Regions from separate parts of the Homo sapiens genome. Here region 1 is linked to region 2. A link is an interaction called in ENCODE POLR2A ChIA-PET data of the cell type or tissue named here. Cell type or tissue: Panc1. All regions are shown on one strand. Each heading gives the region's core, and the rest is flanking DNA. Links, peaks and the distances in the headings are about the cores only.

The links. Peaks named below come from ENCODE experiments on the same cell type or tissue, not always from the same donor. Only the 100,000 strongest peaks of a DNase experiment are listed, where the experiment ranks them.
Region 1: POLR2A ChIA-PET joins it to region 2 with 6 read pairs; 2 of 35 experiments call an interaction of 5 or more read pairs at or near these places.

What each region holds. Positions count from the first base shown.
Region 1 is chr1:23,449,419-23,466,176 of GRCh38, reverse strand. It overlaps ASAP3 (ArfGAP with SH3 domain, ankyrin repeat and PH domain 3), which reads left to right. Exons shown (of 25, transcript NM_017707.4): 2 at 9,983-10,055; 3 at 10,151-10,296; 4 at 13,406-13,480; 5 at 14,649-14,698. Among named protein-coding and RNA genes, the nearest start is that of ASAP3, 26 kb to the left of the region's middle. In Panc1, for the core only: no CTCF peak of the experiment used is centred there; no DNase peak of the experiment used is centred there.
Region 2 is chr1:23,071,807-23,076,806 of GRCh38, reverse strand. KDM1A (lysine demethylase 1A) reads right to left here. Exons shown (of 21, transcript NM_001009999.3): 14 at 4,610-4,683; 15 at 3,404-3,515. Among named protein-coding and RNA genes, the nearest start is that of MIR3115, 30 kb to the right of the region's middle. In Panc1, for the core only: no CTCF peak of the experiment used is centred there; a DNase peak (open chromatin) is centred at 2,581.

The DNA of each region.
Region 1 (16,758 bases), core at 363-5,362, 390 kb before region 2:
GAGCTGAAGTCTGTTTCTGCCTCCCTAACTTCCACCTCTCAGTCCTGGGAATCCTCTCTGAGGCCAGCCTGAACAAATCCGTTTTCTTTTCAGTAGGACATCCTTTACAGTGTTTGTATTCGGGGCCTCACCATTGCTGTCAACCTTGTTTTCCTTGGACAGATCTCCCTCTGTGCCCTGCCTTCTCCCTTTCCTAAGCCTGAGGGGATGGTGAGGGAATATGGTAGAGGTGGTAGAATTGGGATTTAGGTTTGGAGGCAGATCCAGTCCCAAGATCAAATAAGCTGTGCCCCCTAACTTTGTGGGGCAGCTTAGAGATGGGGAAAGAACATTGGCCCTGGATTTGGCTAGTCCTGGATTTAAATTGTAACTCTGGGCCAGGTGCAGTGGCTCATGTCTGTAATCCCAGCACTTTGGGAGGCCGAGGTGGGCAGATCATCTGAGGTCGGGAGTTCGAGACCAGCCTGGTCAAGATGGCGAAACCCTGTCTCTACTAAAAATACAAAAATTAGCTGGGCATGGTGGCACACGCCTGTAAACCCAGCTACTCAGGAGGCTGAGGCAGGAGGATCGCTTGAACCCAGGAGGCAGAGGTGGCAGTGAGCTGAGATTGTGTGTCTGCACTCTAGCCTGGGCGAGAGTGAGAGTCTATCCCCCCCCCAAAAAAAAAGAAAGAAAAAAAAGAAAAAAAGTTACAGCTCTGCCACTGTTCATCACTGTGTGACTTGGACATGTTCCTCCTCCTGACAGCTTCATCTTTAAAATGGGAATGGCAATGCCTTCCTCAAAGAGTGGCCAGGATAGTGACAAGTAATGAGGCTGCACAGAGCAGGCACTTGGGACATGCTGCTTGCACTCTCCCTGCCCGGCGGCAGAGGTCTGCTGTGGTCCCTCTCCACCTGTGCTTCCCCACAGCTTGCTGACGAGGATCAACATGGAGTTGGGGGTGTGGGGAGATATGTTTAATTAATTCAATGAAAGTTGAGAAATTCCTAAACCAAATTCAATTTAATTTTGAAGTAGATAACATTTTTAGTTATCAAATAGTGGACAGTATTCTAAGCACTTTACCTATAGAATTTACTTAATCTCCCCAGTAACCTTATGTGGTACGCAATATTATCATCTTCATTTTATGAATGGGGAAATTGAGGGACTGAGAGATCACATCAGGTACCTGGTGGAGCTGGAATTCAAATCCAGGTAGTTTGGGGACAGCCCCATACTTTTAGCAATGATGATGTACTGCATCTCTGAAGAGAATTAGAACAGTAATTCCCAAACTTTAGCATGCATTAGAATCACCTGGAGGGCTTGTTAAACCACAGATTGCTGGACCTCACCCCCAGATTTTCTGATTCAGCTGGAGAATTTGCTTTTCTAACAAGTTCCTGGATGATGCCTGCTGCTGGTTGAGGGCCCCCACCTTGAGAATCTCTGACTATCAGGGATTAAATGGGCCCACCTGAACCCAGAAGCTGATTTTTTTTTTTTTTTTTTTTTTTTTTTTTTTTTTTAAGACAGTGTCTCATTCTGTCACTCAGGCTGGAGTGCAGTGGCATGATTATAGCTTACTGCAACCTCGAACTCCTGGGCTCAAGGGCTCCTCTCATCCCAGCCTCCCAAATAGCTGGGACTACAGGTGTGTGTCACAGCACTTGGCTAACTTTTTTAAAAAATTTTTTGTAATGGTCGGGTGCAGTGCCTCATGCCTGTAATCCCAGCACTTTGGGAGGCCAAGACAGGAGGATCAGTTGAGGTCAGGAGTTTGAAACCAGCTTGGCCAACATGGCGAAACCCCATCTCTACTAAAAATACAAAAATTAGCCGGGCATGGTGGCGGGCACCTGTAGTCCCAACTACTTAGGAGCCTGAGGCAGGAGAATCGATTGAACCTGGGAAGTGGAGGTTGCAGTGAGCCGAGATCACACCACTGCACTCCAACCTGGGCAACAGAGAGAGACTGTGTCTCAAAAAAAAAAATTTTTTTTTTTTTTGGTATAGATCGGGGTGGGGGTCTCACTTTGTTGCCGAGGCTGGTCTTGAACTCCTGGGCTCAAGCGATCCTCTCACCTTGGCCTCCCAAAGTGCTGGGATGATAGGAGGGAGCCGCCACACCTGGCTTTTCCTTCATCTATCCAGTTTCATGGGAAACGAGGGCTGATCTCACACAGAGGCAGAAAACAAACCACAGTAAGAACCATACTCATGTTTTCCAAATGCCTCAAGCCTTGCCATGTTTGTGATCTCATTAAGCCTCACAGTAATTCTGTGAGTTAAGCAGAGAATGGATTTTTCTGCCTGTAATCCCAGCACTTTGGGAGGCCGAGGCAGGCGGATCACGAGGTCAGGAGTTTGAGACCAGCCTGGCCAACATGGTGAAACCCCGTCTCTACTAAAGATAAAAATTAGCCAGGCATGGTGGCGGGCACCTGTAATCCTAGCTACTCGGGAGGCTGAGGCAGGAGAATCATTTGAACCTGGGAGACGGAGGTTGCAGTGAGCCGAGATTGTGCCATTGCACTCCAGGCTGGGCAACAGGGCGAGATTCCATCTCAAAAATAAAAAAATAAAAAAATAAAAATCTATTTTAAAGGAGAGGAAGTTTAGAAAACTAGCTGGGCTAGTATCACCCAAGGAGATAATTTTGGAGATGCTGGGGCTAGAATCTTAGTTACTGACTCATCATAGCACTCTGGAAACCTCTGCCTTTCCTCAAAATACCTTCCTTTCCCCAGGCTACTATCAGAATCGTCTCCTTAAAACTAAATTTTTTTATGAGTGTGTGGATGAGTGGATTAAAAAAAAAAACCTGCATTTCTTTAGCTTAAATCTTTGAGCCCTATTATACCACAGGATAGGTGTTATCAACCAGTGTAAATGATTTTCAGATATTTTCTTGAGAAAGGAGTAATTAGAACTTTTCCCTTTTCATGCTCCCTATGGGCACTTGCATGTTCTTAAGTCTGTGGTTCTCTTGAAGGAAGGGGCCATGTCTTATGTGTCCCCACCATCTGGCACCATGCCTGGCTGAAACAGTCACCAAGAAATGCTTGTTGAAATGAATGAATGAATGGAGGAACTATGTTCCTGTCCTTGTCCATTCTTCCCAGAGCACGCCTCCCTTCCTGGCAGTCCTACCATTTTTTACCAAGCATTCCCTCCCCTCTACCTCATAGTGTAGTCTCTTTAGTCTCTTTTCTGCCTGTCCAGGGGCCAGAGTTAAGCAACACAGCTTAAGGGACGCCTTCCCCATTCCTTCAAAGCAGACATGGCTCTGTTTTCCCTGGACTCCCAGGAACCTTCCATCATAGCCCTCATCACATTGCATGATAAGTGTCTGCTTATAATGGCTTTTTCTTCCCTTCAATGATGATGTCCTTGAGAGCTGAGATTGTGTCTTTTTTGTTTGTTTTTTGAGACGGAGTCTCACACTGCCCTCCTGGCTGGGGTGCAATGGCGTGATCTCAGCTCACTGCAGCCTCCGCCTCCCAGGTTCAAGCGATTCTCCTGCCTCCGCCTCCCTAGTAGCTGGGACTACAGGCACATGCCACCATGCCCGGCTAATTTTTTGTATTTTTAGTAGAGACGTGTTAGCCAGGATGGTCTCGATCTTGACTTCGTGATCTGCCAGCCTCAGCCTCCCAAAGTGCTGGGATTACAGGTGTGAGCCACTGTGCCCGGCTGAGATTGTGTCTTTTTTACACAGGGTGTAGTGGGCACTCAATAACTAATTGAATGAATAAACAGCCATGTGAACTTGGCTGCCAAGAGCAGTAGGGACGGGAATGGTATCTGGCTGGGAAGCTGTTTCCTGATAGATGTCTGACAAGGGCATCGAAAAACAGTTTGTGGCCGGGCGCGGTGGCTCACGCCTGTAATCCCAGCACTTTGGGAGGCCGAGGCAGGCGGATCATGAGGTCAGGAGATCGAGACCATCCTGGCTAACACGGTGAAACCCCGTCTCTACTAAAAAATACAAAAAATTAGCCGGGCGTGGTGGCGGGCGCCTATAGTCCCAGCTACTCGGGAGGCTGAGTCAGGAGAATGGCGTGAACCCGGGAGGCAGAGCTTGCAGTGAGCCGAGATTGTGCCACTGCACTCCAGCCTGGGCTACAAAGCGAGACTCCATCTCAAAAAAAAAAAAAGAAAAGAAAAACAGTCTGTGAGTGATTCGGGTGACTTGTCTCCCTTTACCAGTTAGAGCTAGTTTCAGCCACAAGTGGCAGAATACCCAGTATAACAGTGGCTCAAATAAGAGATTTCTCTTTCATATTAAAGAATTCCACAGATAAGTAGACTGGGGCTGCTAGGGTAGTTTCCTAATCACTAGGGACAAGGCTGATATCTTGTTGCTCCGCCATCCATAACAAATGGCTTCTACTTCATGGTCCAGGATTGCTGCCTGAGCTCTAGACATCGCCAGCACATTGTAGCCAGAAGAAAGGGGTGACAGAGGGTACCCTTGCATTCCCCTTTTTTCTTTTGTTTTTTTTTTTTGTGGGGGGGTGCGTTTGAGACAGGGTCTTGCTCTGTTGCCCAGGCTGGAGTGCAGTGGCACGATCACAGCTCACTATAGCCTCAACTCCCTGGGGTCAAACAGTCCTCCCACCTCAGCCTCCTGAGTAGCTGGAATTATAGGCCCATGCCCCATGCCTGGTTTTTAATTTTTTGTAGAGACAGACTCTCACTATGTTGCCCAGGCTGGCCTCGAACTAGGCTCAAGCAATCCTCCCGCCCCAGCTTCCCAAAGTGTGAGATTACAGCCGTGAGCCACCCCACCCCAGGCCCTTTTTTTCTAAATTAAAAAAAATCGACTTTATTTTTTAGAGCAGTTTTAGGTTCACAGCAAAATTGGGCAGGAAGTACATAGAGTTACCATATACACACAGCCTCCCCCTCTGTCAACAGCTCTTACCAGAGTGGTACATTTGTTTCAATGACCATACATTGACACATCATCACCAAAAGTCCATAGTTTACATTAGGGTTCACTCTTAGTGTTGTACATTCTGTGGGATTGGACAAGTGTATAATTCCATGTATCCACCATTATAGCATCATACAGAAATGTTTCCCTGCCCTAAAAACCCTCTGTGCTTCACCTGTTCCTCCTCACTACCCCCATCCCTGGCCACCACTGATCTTTTTACTGTCTCCATAGTTTTGCCTTTTCCAGAATATCGTATAGTTGAAATCATGTAGTAGCCTTTTCAAATTGGCTTCTTTCACTTAGTGATGTGCATGTAACTTTCCTCTGCATCTTTTCATGGTTTGATAGCTCATTTCTTTTCAGTGATGAATAATATTTCACTCTCTGGATGCATGACAATTTCTTTATCCATTCACCTACTGAAGGACATCTTGGTTGTTTCCAAATTTTGGTAATTATGAATAAAGCTGATGTAAACATCCGTGTGCAGGTATGTATACGTTTTCAACTCATTGAGAAAATATGAAGGAGTATGATTGCTGACTCATTTGGCAAGAGTACGTTTAGTTAAGAAACTGTCAAACTGTCTTCCGAAGTGGCTGTACCATTTTGCATTCCCACCAACAATGGGAGTTTCTGTTGCTCCACATCTTTGTCAGTATTTGTGTTTTGGGGTTATTTATTTATTTATTTGTGTGTGTGTGTGTTTTTGTTTGGTTTTTTTTTTTTTTTTTTTTGAGATGGAGTCTCACTCTGTCACCTGGGCTGGAGTGCAGTGGCACTGTCTCAGCTCACTGCAACCTCCGCCTCCTAGGTTCAAATGATTCTCCTGCCTTAGCCTCCCGAGTAGCTGGGACTACAGCGGTGTGCCACCACGCCTGGCTAATTTTTGTATTTTTAGTAGAGACAGGGTTTCACCATGTTTGCCAGGCTGGTCTTGAACTCCTGGCCTCAAGTGATCCACCAGCCTCAGCCTCCCAAAGTGCTGGGATTATAGGCGTGAACCACCGTGCCCGGCCTCCCTTTGCCAGTATTTGGTGTTGTCAGTGTTTTGGATTTTGGCCATTCTAACAGGTGTGTAGTCCCTCCCTTCCTTTTTATTTTTCAATTTTTTAAAGCCACTTTATTGAGGTAGGATTGACATGTAAAAAGCTATACATAGTCAGTGTATACAACTTGATGAGTTTGGGGGTTATCTCCCTTCTTTGTAAGATACTTTTTGGAAGTTAACAATTAAAATATTATATTCCATGGCCAGGACTTAGTCCCATGACCACAGTTAGCTGCAAGGTAGGAAATGTAGTCTTTATTCTAGGTCGCCAAGTGGCCATCTGAAAAGTCAGGTTTCTTGTGAAGGAAGAAGAGAGAATGGACACTGGGAGCCACCCAGTGATCTCTGCCACACTGCAGGGAAGGGAAATCTTCTCAAACTTGCTTAAAGGAACTTCGTTGGGTGGATTCAGGGGTATTTCATGGAATTTCACCAAAGACATAATGTGTGGAGGTTGCCTCTGAAGAGGTAGCATCTGGAAAGTTGCCAGAAACCAGCACCACTCTTCCTCTTCTGCCTTGCTGTGGCGGTGTGGGGCTTGTTCATGTCTTTCTACACATCTGCTCTGTTCTTTTCTCTCTGCATGTGGCAGGAAGGACATCCCAGCTTTAGCATTTCAGTCAGTCAACTAGCTTTCCAGAGCCCAATTCCAAAGTCCTTGGAGAGAGAATCTGATTGGTCCAGCTTGGGTCAGGTGGGAGAGAGAATCTGATTGGTTTAGCTTGAACCAGGTGTCTGTCGACTCTGGCTAGAACAAACAAGGCTGCAGGGGCCCACCTCCAGAGGAAGGGAGGGCAGTTTTCAGAAAATGGGTGTCATGGGATGGGAAGACTCCTCAGAATGTATCTAGAGCATGAACATACTCCTCTCAGGTCCATGTCCCAGGACTTTGCAAACCATCATTCATTTAGGTAAACATTTATTGGGCACCTTCTGTGTGCTAGGTACATGGATCTGCCCTCTAGGGATTTTGGAAATTTTTTTGGAAATTGTTCATATCTTTTTTTTTTTTTTTTTTTTTTGAGATGGAGTCTCGCTCCCATTGTGCAGGCTGGAGTGCAGTGGTACCATCTCAGCTCACTGCAACCTCCACCTCTCGGGTTCAAGAGATTCTCCTTCCTCAGCCTCCTGAGTAGCTGGGATTACAGGTGTGCACCACCACGCCCAGCTAATTTTTGTATTTTTAGTAGAGACAGTGTTTCGCCATGTTGGTCAGGCTGGTCTTGAACTCCTGACCTCAGGTGATCCACTGCCTTGGCCTCCCAGAGTGCTAGGATTACAGGCGTGAGCCACTGTGCTGGCCCAGTTGTTCATATCTTTAACCTGAATTGTCTTTTAGAGCGAAATCATAGCTCCTTAAATTACTCACCTTTTAGCTTTCCAGGTTTCAAGATGGGGATCAAGGGATTTGGTAAACACATGCTTCTGTTTCCCCATCTGGATTTTGGGGAACCATAGAAGTGGCCATGTTCTTGCCTCTTTTTTTTTTTCTTTTTCTGTTGGCCAGTTTAGAAAGAAACGTTCTCCCCTCCACCTCTTTGTCTCTTTAGTAAGAAACATTTTGGTTGTTTTTTGTTTGTTTGCTTTGCTTTTTGAGACAGGGCTCTCTCTGTCACCCATGCTGGAGTGCAGTGGCGCAATCAGGGCTCACTGCAGTTTTGACCTCCCCAGGCTCAGGTGATCCTCCCACCTCAGCCTCCCAAGTAGCTGGGACTATAGGTGCATGCCACCACATGGAGATGGGGTTTCGCCAAGCTGTCCAGGCTGGTCTTGAACTCCTTGGCTCAAGTGATCCTCCTGCTTTGGCCTCCCCAAGTGCTGGAATTACAGGTGCACCCCACCACACCCAGCTAATTTATTTATTTTTTCTTTTCGGTAGAGACAAGGTCTCACTATATTGCCTAGGCTGGTCTTGAACTCCTGGCCTCAAGTGATCCTCCTGTTTCTGCCTCCCAAAGTGCTGGGATTATAGGCATGAGCCACCATGCCCAGCCTCATGTTTTAACCAACTCAAATATGATGCCGTCTCCTTAATCTTCCTGATTCTTTTGTTTTCTTTCTTCAGCCCTGGGATGGGCCTCCACGGATCTCAAATATGAAAGTGTCTCAAGTTCACACCCGAGGAGGAGAATGTTAGATTTCTAGCCCCTGTAGGAAAAGCACCTGGAACTTGGCAGACCTTCCTAGCATCAGCAGCAGCTGATGATAACGATCACAGGTGCTGTTCATTTTGAACATACTCCATGCCTAGCACCAAGCTAAATCCTGTATTTGCATCCTCTCATACATATAGCCCTCATACCAACCCTGAGAGGTAGGCATCGATTTCCCCATTTTACACATGGCTAATCAGGAAGCTCAGAAAGAATAGGCAACTTGTGCCCGGGCACGGTGGCTCATGCCTGTAATCGCAGCACCTTGGGAGGCCGAAGCGGGTGGATCACTTGAGGTCAGGAGTTTGAGACCAACCTGGCCAACACAATGAAACCCCGTCTCTACTAAAAATACAAAAAATTAGCCAGGTGGTGGGCACCTGTAATCCCAGCTAGTCAGAAGGCTGAGGCAGGAGAATTGCTTGAACCTGGCAGGCAGAGGTTGCAGTGAGCCAAGATTGTGCAACTGCACTCCAGCCTGAGCAACAAGAGCAAAACTTGGTCTCAAAAAAAATAGGCAACTTGTTCAAGGTCACATAGCCCCCGAGTAGTGGAGCTGAGCTTCGTAACTAGACCCCCCTTCCTCCAGAGGCTTCCCACATGCCACCGGCCTCTGAGAACACTCCACATTGCCTCTGAGTTCTGCCCTATGCATGTTCTCCTGTGGGTATCATTTTGAATCTTTGGCAGTACCATTTCCAATGTGTTTACTAACTCTTGTCATGTAACTCTGGAAATCAGACTCTGATCCCATTTTATTTTTGTCACTGGGAAGAACAGCTGGGCTGGGGTCAGGGTGGGGCTGTGGTACATGGATGGAACACTGTTCTGTTGCACCCGGGAAGTCCAGCTCTGTGGCTTCCCCACCATGTGTCTCTCGGTAAGGGCCTCCCATCTCTTGGCTTCAGTTTTCTCATCTGTGGGCCCCTTCCAGCTCGACATTCTGTGTTTTCCAAGTTAACTGTGCATTTCGCAAGGATTTCATGAGGTTGTCAACTTCCATGCCCCACTGAAAGGGGGAGTGTTTCCCATCTAGGCTGAGCCTGCTTGGGGCATGTGAGACTTGCTTCTTGCCATCACATCTCTGGCCTTTCCCACATTCTGATGTTTGTTCTGCAGCCTCTGGGCTTTGGGGTTATCTGGTGTTGTCTCTCCAGTTCTCCCCAGTGGTGATGGAGTGTGCTCCCGCCACCCTCTGCCATCTCCCCAGACTCAGGTAACTGAATGCCTCCAACCCCTCTCTGCTCACCCATAGCATCCTGGCCTCTTCCTCCTTGTCCTGACATAACTGTTTATTGAGCCTGGGGTTTGGTGAACAAGTGTACCCTGCTTTGTATCTTAAGGGAAGATAGAGATGTGTGTGTTCTCCCCTCTGGCCTTTTGCTCAGCATTTTGTACATATTTACAAATCATTCATCTTCTCAGCAACTCCACAAGTCCCCTAGTATCATCCCCATTTTGTAGACAAGGCACTCAAGGCTCAGAGAAGTTAACAGATTTGTCTAACGGACACACCAGCTACTGCCAGAGGCAAGATTCAAACCCAGGCCTGGCACACCCTGTCATGCCACGTACCTTTGACTCACTACATTTACGCTGCATTGGATTCAGGGAGAAAAGTCTGTGGTCTTCTTGGAGTGGTGTGACTGGTCTGTGGTTTCTGTGTGGTTTTTTGTTTGGTGGGGTAAACAGGAAGACCCTAGGGATAAGTTCCAGAGGACAGCAAAACTCAATGTATTTGTTTGGAGGGCGGTTGGGGGGTGGAAATCATAGATACAGCGTTCCTGAAGGAAGCACCCTATTCCAGCTTGGCATCCCTGAACCTCTGTCCACATTTGCTTCCAGATCTTGGAAGGAGACCAAGCCATCCTGCAGAGAATAAAGAAGGCTGTGCGGGCAATCCATAGCTCCGGCCTTGGTAAGTGAGCCTCCTGGGTGCCCCGCCTGGTCAGGAAGCCCCTCTCCCAGCCCCAGCCTGGAGCTAACTCCAAGCTCCCGTCTGTACCTCCACAGGCCATGTGGAGAATGAAGAGCAGTACCGAGAGGCCGTGGAATCCTTAGGCAACAGCCACCTGTCCCAGAACAGCCATGAGCTGTCCACAGGCTTCCTAAACTTGGCCGTGTTCACCCGCGAGGTTGCTGCGCTCTTCAAGAACCTGGTGAGGCCCCTGTCTCTTCCTTGCCCAGACTCAGGGTAAATCTAGTGGTCTTAAGAACCTGACTGGGAAAGGGTCCGTTTCCTTCCTTCTCCCAATTTGCCCTTGATCTCTGACCTGAGTTCAGACCTGAGGTCCCTTTCCAGCCCTGACCCTTCTTTTGGATAATCCTCCTTTCTCTCTGGCTTCTTACCCAACTAACTCTTCTCTCTGTTCTCCTCCTTCTCTTCACCCAGGAGCAGAGGGGGTCTCACAGCAGGGAAGAGCCCCGTGCAAGGGAGGGTTCCCTGGAGGAGCTTTGGGATAAAGGAGAGACAGGCTCGGGGGTTCCTACCTTTATACCACTACTGCTGCCACTGCCACCACCACCGCTGCCACCGCCTCCTCCTCTCCTCACTCCCTCTTTGTCCTCTGCTTTCCCAATCCACATCTGCTTCGTACTTAAATCCCAGGACCTGTCCCTGCCTCCACAAGCGTCTCAGCCCCTGTACATGGCCCAGTGGCCTCGGGTTGCTTCCCGATGGCCTCCTTGGTGACTGCCTCCTCTCTGGTCCTTCAAGTCCTTTCCTCAAGGCCACCCTGTGACAGCAGCTCTTCCCATGTGCAGGCACAGTTCTCACTAGTTCATGTGTTCACTCATTCGATCCGGATGCACAGCTCTGTGGGGCTGGTGTGACTGTTGTCTCCACCTTACAGGCTAGGAAACTAGGACCTCAAGGTTAAGCAGCTTGCCCGAGGTCACACGGTTCGGTTTGAACCCAGGTTGTCTGGCTCCAGAGTCCAAGCATAAGCCTGGCTACACTGCCTCCCAGGAAAGCCTCTCATCTCCCTCCAGGCTCCATGGCACTGGACCAGCTCTTGTGGCTCCAGTCCTACCCAGCATCCTCCCTGGTTGGCAGGGGCCACATCATCCTTGAGAGGCAGTGTGCTCAGTGGTTAAGCACCCAACCTTGGACCTAGACTCCAGCTTGGAATCTTCACTCTGCTGCTTACTAGGTCAAGTCACTCAGTCTGCCCAAGCCCCAGGTCTCTCATCTGTGAAACTGGGATAATAATGCTGCCTACCTCACAGAGCGGTAATGAGGATTAAGCAAGTTAGTGCCTACTTTATGGTAAGCGCTCAGTAAATGTTGGCTAATATTATATTAATGGCAAAACAGCAATTACTTTTGCACCAACCTAATAAAATCTATCATTGTTATAGCTCTTGGCATAGCTGTGCCTCGTACACTGTCCTGCATGTAAAAAGCCTTTAACAGTGTTTGAGGCTGGGTGCAACATTTCAAACCTTAATCCCAGTGGTTTAGGAGCCTGAGGTGTGTGGATCGCTTGAGCCCAGAAGCTCTAGACCAGCCTGGGCAATGTAGTGAGACCCTGACTCTACAAAAGTATGAAAATTGCCGGGTGCGGTGGCTCACGCCTGTAATCCCAGCACTTTGGGAGGCCAAGGTGGGCGGATCACTTGAGGTCAGAGATTCGAGACCAGCCTGGCCAACATGGTGAAACTGTCTTTGCGAAAAAATACAAAAATTAGTTGGGTGTGGTATCAGGTGCCTGTAATCCCAGCTACTCAGGAGGCTGAGGCAGGAGAATCACTTGAACCCGGGAGGCGGAGGTGGCAGTGAGCTGAGATCATGCCACTGCACTCCAGCCTGGGTGACAGAGCGAGATTCCATCTCAAAAAAAAAAAAAAAAAAATGCCAGGTGTGGGGGCGTATGCCTGTGGTCCCAGCTACTCGGGATGCTGAAGTAGGAAGATCAGTTTAGCCTGGGGGAAGTTGAGGCTGTAGTGAGTGTGATCACACCACTGTGCTCCAGCCTGGGTGACAAAGCAAGACCCTGTCTCAAAAAAAAAAATAGTGTTTGAGTTCAATTGAATTAGTGTCCTTCTTTGTCTTCACCTCTTCTCTCCCTGTTTCAGTCAAACTAGTGTTTCCTGGGGGTCTGCTGTCTAGTGGACATTGTACCAGGGGTTGGTGACACAGGAAAGTGTCAGACTGCCTCAGAGAGCCACAGTCTAGTGGGGGAGAGAAAAACTAGGGTGTGGACTAGTGTCAAGAAATACCAGCAGCATGGCACAAACTCAAGGACCCAGCAGCTGGTGTCAGAGGCCTAGTGCTGCCATGGTTCAGAAAAGGGGAGATCAGCATAGACCAGGCGGGAGGAGTAGCCAGGAGAGACTTCCTGGAGGAGGAGAGACCCAAGCTGTACCTTGGAAGCTGGTTGAAATATTAGGCCTCTTTAGGTTGCGAAATCACAGAAACCCAACTCAAACTAGGTTAAATTTTTAAAAGGGAATTCATTAGCCCCTGTAATGAGAAGTCCAGGGGCGCAGCTGGCTTAGGCTCTATCCTTTCCTCTTAAGGTAGTTTCTCTGTCTCTGCTCAGTGGACAGGATAGCCCAGCAGGCCCAGATGCCCATCTTACCAAAATAAAGATGGTCTTTCTCCCACAACTTAGGCAGAAAAATCCCAGCGAGGATTGTGATTGGCTGGCTTGGGTGCGTGCCTGTTCCCTATCCAGTCCCTCTATCCTGGGGCTGGGGTGCCCTGCTCAGATCTGACTTCTGCGTTTACCCCATCTGACCACAGAGGAGGAGTTCCCCACAGGAAAGGGGGTTCTATGACCATTAATAGGGGAGGCTCTGAAGCGTTAGCCAGCCCAGAACAACAGACGTGCACTACAGGTCAACTTGAGAGAGTCAGAGAGGAGAAGGGAGGCTGCTCCTGGCGAGGAACAGGGGAGAGATTGACTGTGGGATGCTGCTGGAGCAGTGCAGCGATGAGGCTGGAGCCATCAGGGAAGGGGCTCACTCTGACACACCTCGGCCTCCCCTCCTGCCCCCTTTCACACAGGAAGCCTGGCGGGCAGCAGGTCAGCCATCCTAAGCAGACCCCAGAGCTGGATCCTCTAGTCCCCCCCCGCAGGCTCAGCACTCCTGCCATGACGGTCCCCCTTACTTGGCTGTCATCTCTTTGATAACATCTTTTCCTCTCCCCTACTTCCCTTCCCCGCTGCTCTCTTTGCCAAGTGATGCTTCACTGTACACCGAATCCCTAGGGGCTGGATGCCGGTCACCTGAGGCGGGAATGAGCGTCTCTGTTTTTTCCAGATTCAGAACTTGAACAACATTGTCTCTTTCCCCCTGGACAGTCTGATGAAGGGGCAGCTGAGGGACGGTCGACAGGTGAGTCTCCATGCTGGGAGTGGTGGTGGGACAGAGTAAAAGAGGGGTGGGCAGGAGACTGTTGGGGGGCAGGGCTGGACTGAGGGTGGAGGCCAGGTGAAGGGGCTGTCTTAGCGGGAGTGATGAGCCTGGGGAGGTCTGGAGGACCTGGCTCGGGTCAGCCTAGGATGGCTGACCTGCTGTCTGCCAGGCCCCTTGTGTGAAACATGTCATGTAAATCTTACAACCATCCTATGAGGTAGGCTTTGTGGGTACACTCATCCCCATTTTGCAGTTGAAATTCGAGGCCAAGGGAGTTAGGTAACCTGCTGATGGTTTACATAACTAGGAAGTAGAGAGCCCATGTGGGAATCCAGGGATCCTGAATCCCATACTCGAGCTGCTTTCTCTGTGCCTGGCAGCCCTTGGCTGGATGCAGAGTGGAGCTCAAAGAAGGTGACAGAATAATCTCTCTGGGCAATCTGCCCCAGACGGCCCAGGGGAGGAGCCGTGCTCCCCCAAGAGGGTTCCCTCCCTGCCCTAGGCTGCCAGCGTGGCACCAGCCTGCTAACCACACAAACCAGACAGGCAGCTTTTTCACCTTGGGAGTCTCGGGGTTGTTCAGAAGGGTGTGAGCAGCCTGGCTGGATGAGGCTTAGGCAAGCTAGGCAGGGGGTAGTCAGGTCTCCCTGGTTTGCTGTATGGCCTGGGGTAGACTTCTCAACCTCTCTGTGCATGTTCCTTGACCTGTACCCTTGCTCTAAGAGGATGATCTAGCACCAGGCAGGAGAAAATGCTGGGCTAAAGTTAGGCAGGGGGAATTTGGCCTTCATCCTCCCATCCTCATGGTCATGACTGATCTCTCTTCTGAGCAAGAGGACTCAGGGTAGAGCCCAAAGATCTCTTCACACCCCAAGCCATGGCCCACCAAACCTGACTGATTCTTGGCATCTCTGGGGAGGAGAAGGTCTGCTGGGAGGAGGGCCTTAGCTCTGAGAAATGGGGTCAGCTGAGCCTGTTTGGTGGGGGCAGGTTTGCAGCAGGACTGTGGGGGCAGGGGCTGGTTAGAGAAGGGCTCTGAGCAGCTCAGGGGAGCACACTAGCAGGTCCTCCTACAGGCAGCAGAGCATACTGTTTATTCCAGTGCTCCAGCTTCCCTCTGGGCAAATTGTCCTTTTTTAACCCACAGGATTCCAAAAAACAGCTGGAGAAGGCATGGAAGGACTATGAAGCCAAAATGTAAGTGGCCACAGCCAGGGTCGTTTGTCTGGGAGAGTAGCACTTAGGCTGGATAGGGAAGAACCTAAATGCTGCCGAGACATGTCATCCAGAATTGGGTGACATCTGGCTCTGTAGAGGCATTTACAGCAGATTGTTTATACCCAGACCTGACTGGATTCTGGGGACTGGGCCACGAGACCACCAAAGGAGCTATTGTGAAGGGACCTCAGGATGCTGCTCTCAGAGTCCCATCTGCTCAGTGGTGCCAGACATGGGCAGGGATGGGAAGGAGCTAGCACTGACCAAACACCTCCGCGTGCTGGCCATTTAATCTTCACAGTCACCCTGTCATGTGTGAGAGAGGTATTAGTATCACAATTACCACAGGAGGACTCAGAGAGGTTAAGTCACTTGCCCAAGGCCCCACAGCTTGGCAGAGGCAGAACTGGGGTTTATGCCCCTTGCTCCTCGTTCCTCAGTGTCAGTTGGTATATCTAGAGAAGGAAATGGCTTTCTGTGTCCTGTGCACACCACACGATACTCCAGATCTCTCACCAGCTACTGGGACATCATGGGGAAAGAAGGAGCCTCAGTCAACCAGTGGCCAATTCCTCCTGGGCAGAGACTCCTTGGGCTCTGTCTTATGAGGAGTCTGTCCAGATCCCAGCCTTTGCCCTCTGCCCAGCCAGGCCCATACTGTAGAGCATTGTTTGTGCTTTTTTGTAAAATTTTGTTTTCTCTTGCATTTTGCCAAAGCAATTTATGCTTATTATGAATAATTTTGAAAATATGGAGAAGTAAAAGAAGAAAAAAAATTAATCATCCTTAGCAGAGGCTTAGGGTTATGGCAGGCGGATAATACTCTCTGTTGTTTGAATTTTTTTTTTTACAAGGTCTGGGTAACATTGCAGTTTTCATCATTAAAAAAAAAAGGTTGGATGGGGAGAAACTACCCAAAAATAGGAGAAAAATTCTTAATTTTCAAGCCTAAAATATTAACATTTTAACATTTATTTTTCTATGTATGAAGAAATGTTTTTATAAAAATGAGATCATAACAACATACTGTTTTGTAATCTGCTTTTTTCATTCAAAAAATACATTGTGGCCATCTTTGTACACCATTACATATTCTTCCACATCAATCAAACGGGTGTGCCAAAACCTGCATAAGCCATTATGTATTTAATCTGTTCCTGTCATTGGAGAAGCATCCTTGGATTTAAATATTTGTCCCTACTCATAATTATTTTTGCAGGATCAATTTCAAGAAGTAGATCCTGGAGCTTTTTATTGTTCCCTCAGCTCCCAGAGCCATGGCACCGCTCCAAGTCTGAGGCAAGGTCACATCTTGTCCCTGCACAAGCATCTCCAGCCCCAGCTGTGGGCATAGATCCTGTGATGAAGGGTGTAGACACTGTGTGGCCATCCCTGTGGGGCCCTATCCCTGCCTGTGATGGGGCACGGCCATCTGCTCTCACTGGAGGCCCAGGGACGGGTAGTGAGGGCACAGGCTGACCTTGTCTTCATGATTTGCTGTGGGGCCACATGGCCCTCTTCTTCCTGAGTTACCTTAACTAAGCCGTTAGACTTTCGGGGATCGTCTACCAAATAGAAATAATAAGCTCTACTCTGCTGACCTTCCCAAAGCAGGTCTGCTTTTCCTAGGTTTCTATATTGAGCCTTCCTGTAGCATTTCATTTACAGGCCAGACTCCATTTAGTTGATGGGAAAGGGGGCTTGGCTGAGGTTATTCGGTGAGTTATCGATAGGACCTGGACTAGAACCCAGGGCTTCTGAGTCTAGTGCTATTTCTGCCATGTGGTCTCCTGGCTCCCACCATGGAGCCACATAGTTTGAGCTAATGTCTTGGCACGGGTGACTGTACACTCCTTTTCATACGGGCTCCAGGTGTAGCCAGATATGCGTGAGCCGTAAGTTCCTATGTAATTTCACCACATTCCTACCAAACAAGTCTGAGCCCCAGCTGGAAGGGCCCAGGGCCCTGATAGCATCTGTCAAATACCACTGGGAGCTTCACCCCTGGCTGTTCATATAGGAGGAGGATTACCTCTCCA
Region 2 (5,000 bases), core at 1-5,000:
TATTTTTAGTAGAGACGGGGTTTCACCACGTTGGCTAGGCTGGTCTCAAACTCCTGACCCACCCACCTCAGCCTCCTAAAGTGCTGGTATTACAGGCATGAGCCACCACGCTCGGCCTTCCCTGGATAGTTTTTATCATTCCAGTCCAATACCACTAAGTCCGGATCTTCTATGGTGGTTAGGGTAGGGAGGTGGTAGGGGGAATGATGATTCAGGAAATTCAGATGATTAAACATCATTCAAGTTTATTTATCTGGCTTTTGAATACATTACAGACTTGAAGGATATCAGGGTCACAGTCCTGATTACATTTTCTTTTACCTGAGAGCAAAATCAGTTTTTATTCTTTAAATTTACAGGTTTGAAGTTGAGGAAGATTTCCAAAACTAAGTCAGTCAAACTAGATGAAGGTAATCTAGGACCATAAAGAGTGGCCCAAGACAGTCCATACAGTAAAAAAAAAGTCAGGAATTGACCAGGAATTTAAAGATCCCCAAAATGATCTTACTTCTTTGAATTTACTGAAAATTTTTCTATGTAACATTTTTTTTGTAAGCTGGTAAGGATTTCTAATTTCATGAAATTCTTGGGGAAATTAGATCAAAATACTGGGCTGGCAGCAACACTCTACTTCAGCTGAAATCACTCATTTAAAATTTAATACTATTACAAATAGACACATATTGAAACATCAAATGATAAATCAATGACTAGAAGGGCCTAAGTTAGTATTTACATGAAAAACCACAAAGGAACTGGTAGTTCTGCAAGACTTTATCTCTAACAAGTCCAACTCTTCAAATACTAAAACTATCAGATTATAATCTAAAGATTAAGAAGTCAAAATAATTTTTTTTTTGAGATGGAGTTTTGCTCTTGTTGCCCAGGCTGCAGTGCAGTGGCGTGATCTCGGCTCACTGCAACCTCCGCCTCCTGGGTTCAAGCGATTCTCTTGCCTCAGTCTCCCAAGCAGCTGAGACTACAGGCATGCGCCACCACGCCAGGCTAATTTTGTATTTTTAGTAGAGATGGGGTTTCACCATGTTGGCCAGGCTGGTCTCGAACTCCTGACCTGAGGTGATCCGCCTGCCTTGGCCTCCCAAAGTGCTGGGATTACAGGCATGAGCCACCATGCCCAGCCTGTCAAAATAATTTTTATTAGGAAAATGTATAATGTAAACTAAAATATATAAATAAAAATTTAATAATTTACTTCTATACATTTTTTTTTTTTTTGAGATGGAGTCTTGCTCTGTTGCCCAGGCTGGAGTGCAATGGCGCGATCTCCGCTCACTGCAGCCTCTGCCTCCTGGGTTCAGGCAATTCTCGTGCCTCAGCCTCCCAAGTAGCTGGGATTACAGGTGCCCGCCACCATGCCCGGCTAATTTTTGTATTTTTAGTAGAGACAGGGCCAGGCTGGTCTTGAACTCCTGACTCAATTGATCCTCCTGCTCTGGCCTCCCAAAGTGCTGGGTTTAAAAAGGCGTGAGCCACCGTACCCAGCCTATACAGTCTTAATTCTGGCCAAAGTCTCAGATTTAGAGATTGGTCCAAGAAGCCTTGTGATTTCTCACTTGAAGAGTAAATCACACTGAAATTTAAGAAAAGATGGTATAGCCCTGCTCACTGAGAACTATAAAACATCACTGACATAAACGAAAGAAAACTATTTTTGGAGAAGTATACTGTATTTAAGGATAAGAATATTCAATATTGTTAAGATGGCAATTCACCCTAAATTGACCTAGAAATTTAATGCACTCCTAATCAAAATCCCAGAAGGTGATTTTTGTAGAAATTGACAAGTTGATTCTAAAACTGTTATGGAAATACGTACCTTAAAATAGCCAAAACAATTTCAAAAATGAACAAAGTTGGAGAACTTACAAGACAGTATGATAGTGGCATATGGATAGACAGATAAATTAACAGAAAAGACAACCCTAAATACTCATGCTTACATGCCAATTAATTTTCAACAAAGGTGCCAAGACAAATGAAGAAAAGGATAGTGCTGGAATAATAATTACATAACTATATGGAAAAACATGAACCCTTCACTTACCTTTCCTTAAACATAAAAATTAACACAAAATGGAGTATAGACCTAAACATAAGAGCTAAACCCATACAATTTCTGCAGGAGAACACAGGATAACATCTTTGTGACCACAGGTAAGACAAAGATTCTTTTCAAGATAGAAAAAGAACATGGTTTAAAAGAAAAATTTTATAAATAGGAATGGGAGTCCAAGGCAGGAAGATCACTTGAGCCCAGGAGGTAAAGGCTGCAAGGGAGCCATGATCACACCACTCCAGCCTGGGCAACAAAGCAAGACCTTGTCTCAAAAGAAAAAAATTAAAGTAAAAACTTTTACTCTTTGAGACAGATTTAGAAAATTAAAGACAAGCCACAGATGACAAGGAAATAAATATTTGTAAAACATAAATCTGACAAAGGACTTCTGCCTAGAATTTAAAGAACATAATAAACTTCAAACTCATCAACAAGCAGACAATCAGACTTTTTTAATAGGCAAAAGATCTGAGCAGACATTTACTCAAAGATGACATATGAATGGCTCATAAGCTCAGGAAGAGTTGCTCTACATCACTAGTCATCAGGGAAATGCAAATACTACTATACCTATTAGAATGGCTGACATTTTAAAAACTGGCATTACCAAGATTGGTGAGGATTTGGAGAAAATGGAATTTTCATACATTGCTGATGGGAAGGCAATTTGGAAAATAGTTTGGAAGTTGATTTATAAAGTTAAAAATCCACTTTCCATAGTACCCAGCAATTCCATTCATAAATATTTACTCAAGAGAAAGACATGAACATTCTTAAGCAGCTTCGTTCATTAGCAGTCAAAAAAGGGAAACAACCCAAATGCCCATTAAGGCACCAGTGGTATATCCACACAATGGAATTCTATTAAATAATTAAAAGGAACAAACTACTGATACAGGCAAAAAAGATGAATCTCAAAAACTTCATGCACATCTCAAAAACTATACTAAGTGAAATATATCACACACAAAAAGCTATGTACTGTATGATTCACTTTATATGAAACTGTAGAATAAACAAAATTACAGTGATAACGCAAATCAGTGGTTGTCCAGGGCCAGGAGCCAGAGCATGGGGGATTAACTACAAAGAGGCAGGAGAAAACATTTCAGGATGATGGGCATGTTCTATATTCTGATTGTGTGGGGGCTTATGACTGAAGTCTGGCAAATCAATAAACTGTTCACTTAAAATAGGTGAATTTCACTGTATGTAAATGATGTCTCTTACTAAAGCTGTTTAAAAACACACATACAAAATTAACTATTTCTCTTACAATCCCTCTCAAAGGCATGTGCAATAAAATAAACAATAAGGGAAACTTACCTGATCCCAGTGCTTAAGGGAGAGAGTTGAGAGAGGTGTGGCATTAGCAAATTCAAGATTTGCAAAATGCCAATCAAGTATTTGTCTGTCTCTTGATGAGAGATATACATCACTGCAAAAGAACAAAGGACTACAGGATTATTAAAAGATATCACTAGTTCTCTCAGTGTGATGTAGGTGATCTCAGTAACTGTGTCAGAACCTAAGCCAGGGCTGTGCCTTATATGAAGAAATTACAAATCAAAAAGTAGCATCTTATCTGTCTTATTAACCTCTTTATCTCTGATGTCTAGAGCAGTGCCAAGCTCACTACGTAAAGCAAATTACATGTAGGCCTCATTTGTCTGAAGGAAAAAAAAAAAAGAATGCTTCATATGAAATCACCTTATATCATAAAAGCTTACTAGTTGTAAAAAATGTCTTATATTTTACACACAGCATAGACTCTATAGAAAGGATGGGCAGGCTGGATGCTGTGGCTCATGCCTGTAATCCCAGCACTTTGGGAGGTCGAGGCAGGTGGATCACCTGAGGTCAGGAGTTCGAGATCAGCCTGGCCAACAGGTGAAACCCCATCTAAAAATACAAAAATTAGCTGGGCATGGTGGTGGGCACCTGTAATCCCAGCTACTCAGGAGGCTGAGGCAAGAGAATTGCTTGAACCCAGGAGGTGGATGTTGCAGTGAGCTGAGATCACATCATTGCACTCCAGCCTGGGCAACAAGAGCGAGATCCCATCTCAAAAAAAGAAAGGGTGGGTAGCATTCTTGAATACAGAACAGAACAGATTTATGTGGAGGCTGGATGCAAGTGAAAACATTTCACCAGCATTCACTGTCAAAAACCCAGTGGAAATAAAGTATAATACCCCGCTAGTTTCCAAAATTATGGAAGTGTAAAGCAACAGCAACTTCTACCCTCTCAAGAAAGATAATTTCCATCTATTACATCTTTATCCAAATATCAGATCTTACGGAGAAAGGCTCTCTCTTTAGAAACAATCTGTTTAGGTATCTAGGACACATTAAAATACAGGAGCAGGGGATTTAGAAACCTCAAAAGTAGTCACACATTCATTTATTTAACAATTTAAACCACTCACTGAACATAAATAAAAGCTCATTATGATTTAGAATTTTCCTTCCAAATCAAGCTGAAAGAACAGTAAAAGCTCTCCCTCTGAACTTTTGTGTTTGTTTTCCTTACCTTGGGGGATTCGCTTCCAACTCCTGAAGTTTTTCTTCTAGCTTTCCTTGTGTTTCAGCTAATTCATCATATTCCTGATAAAAATTAAGTGAACCTGAGTTACCCTGAAGGGTCAGATATCCACCTAGTTTCTTTGTACCACAAAGTATAAGGTCTGGATCATATTTCCTCTTCAGATCATGTACAGGAAGTGTGGCTCAATTTTAGGCTGGGGTTAGATAGAGCTGAGAGATTTTTGTTTTTGGAGACAAGTTACAGTTGGGGGCCTGGAATATTAGGGGGAGGCAAGGAGCACACAGGAGAAAATAATGGAAGAAACATACTAGTGTGCTGCAAAGTGGGGATGAAAAATCATAGCAAGCACCATTTCATAAGCATGCCATGTCCCTGG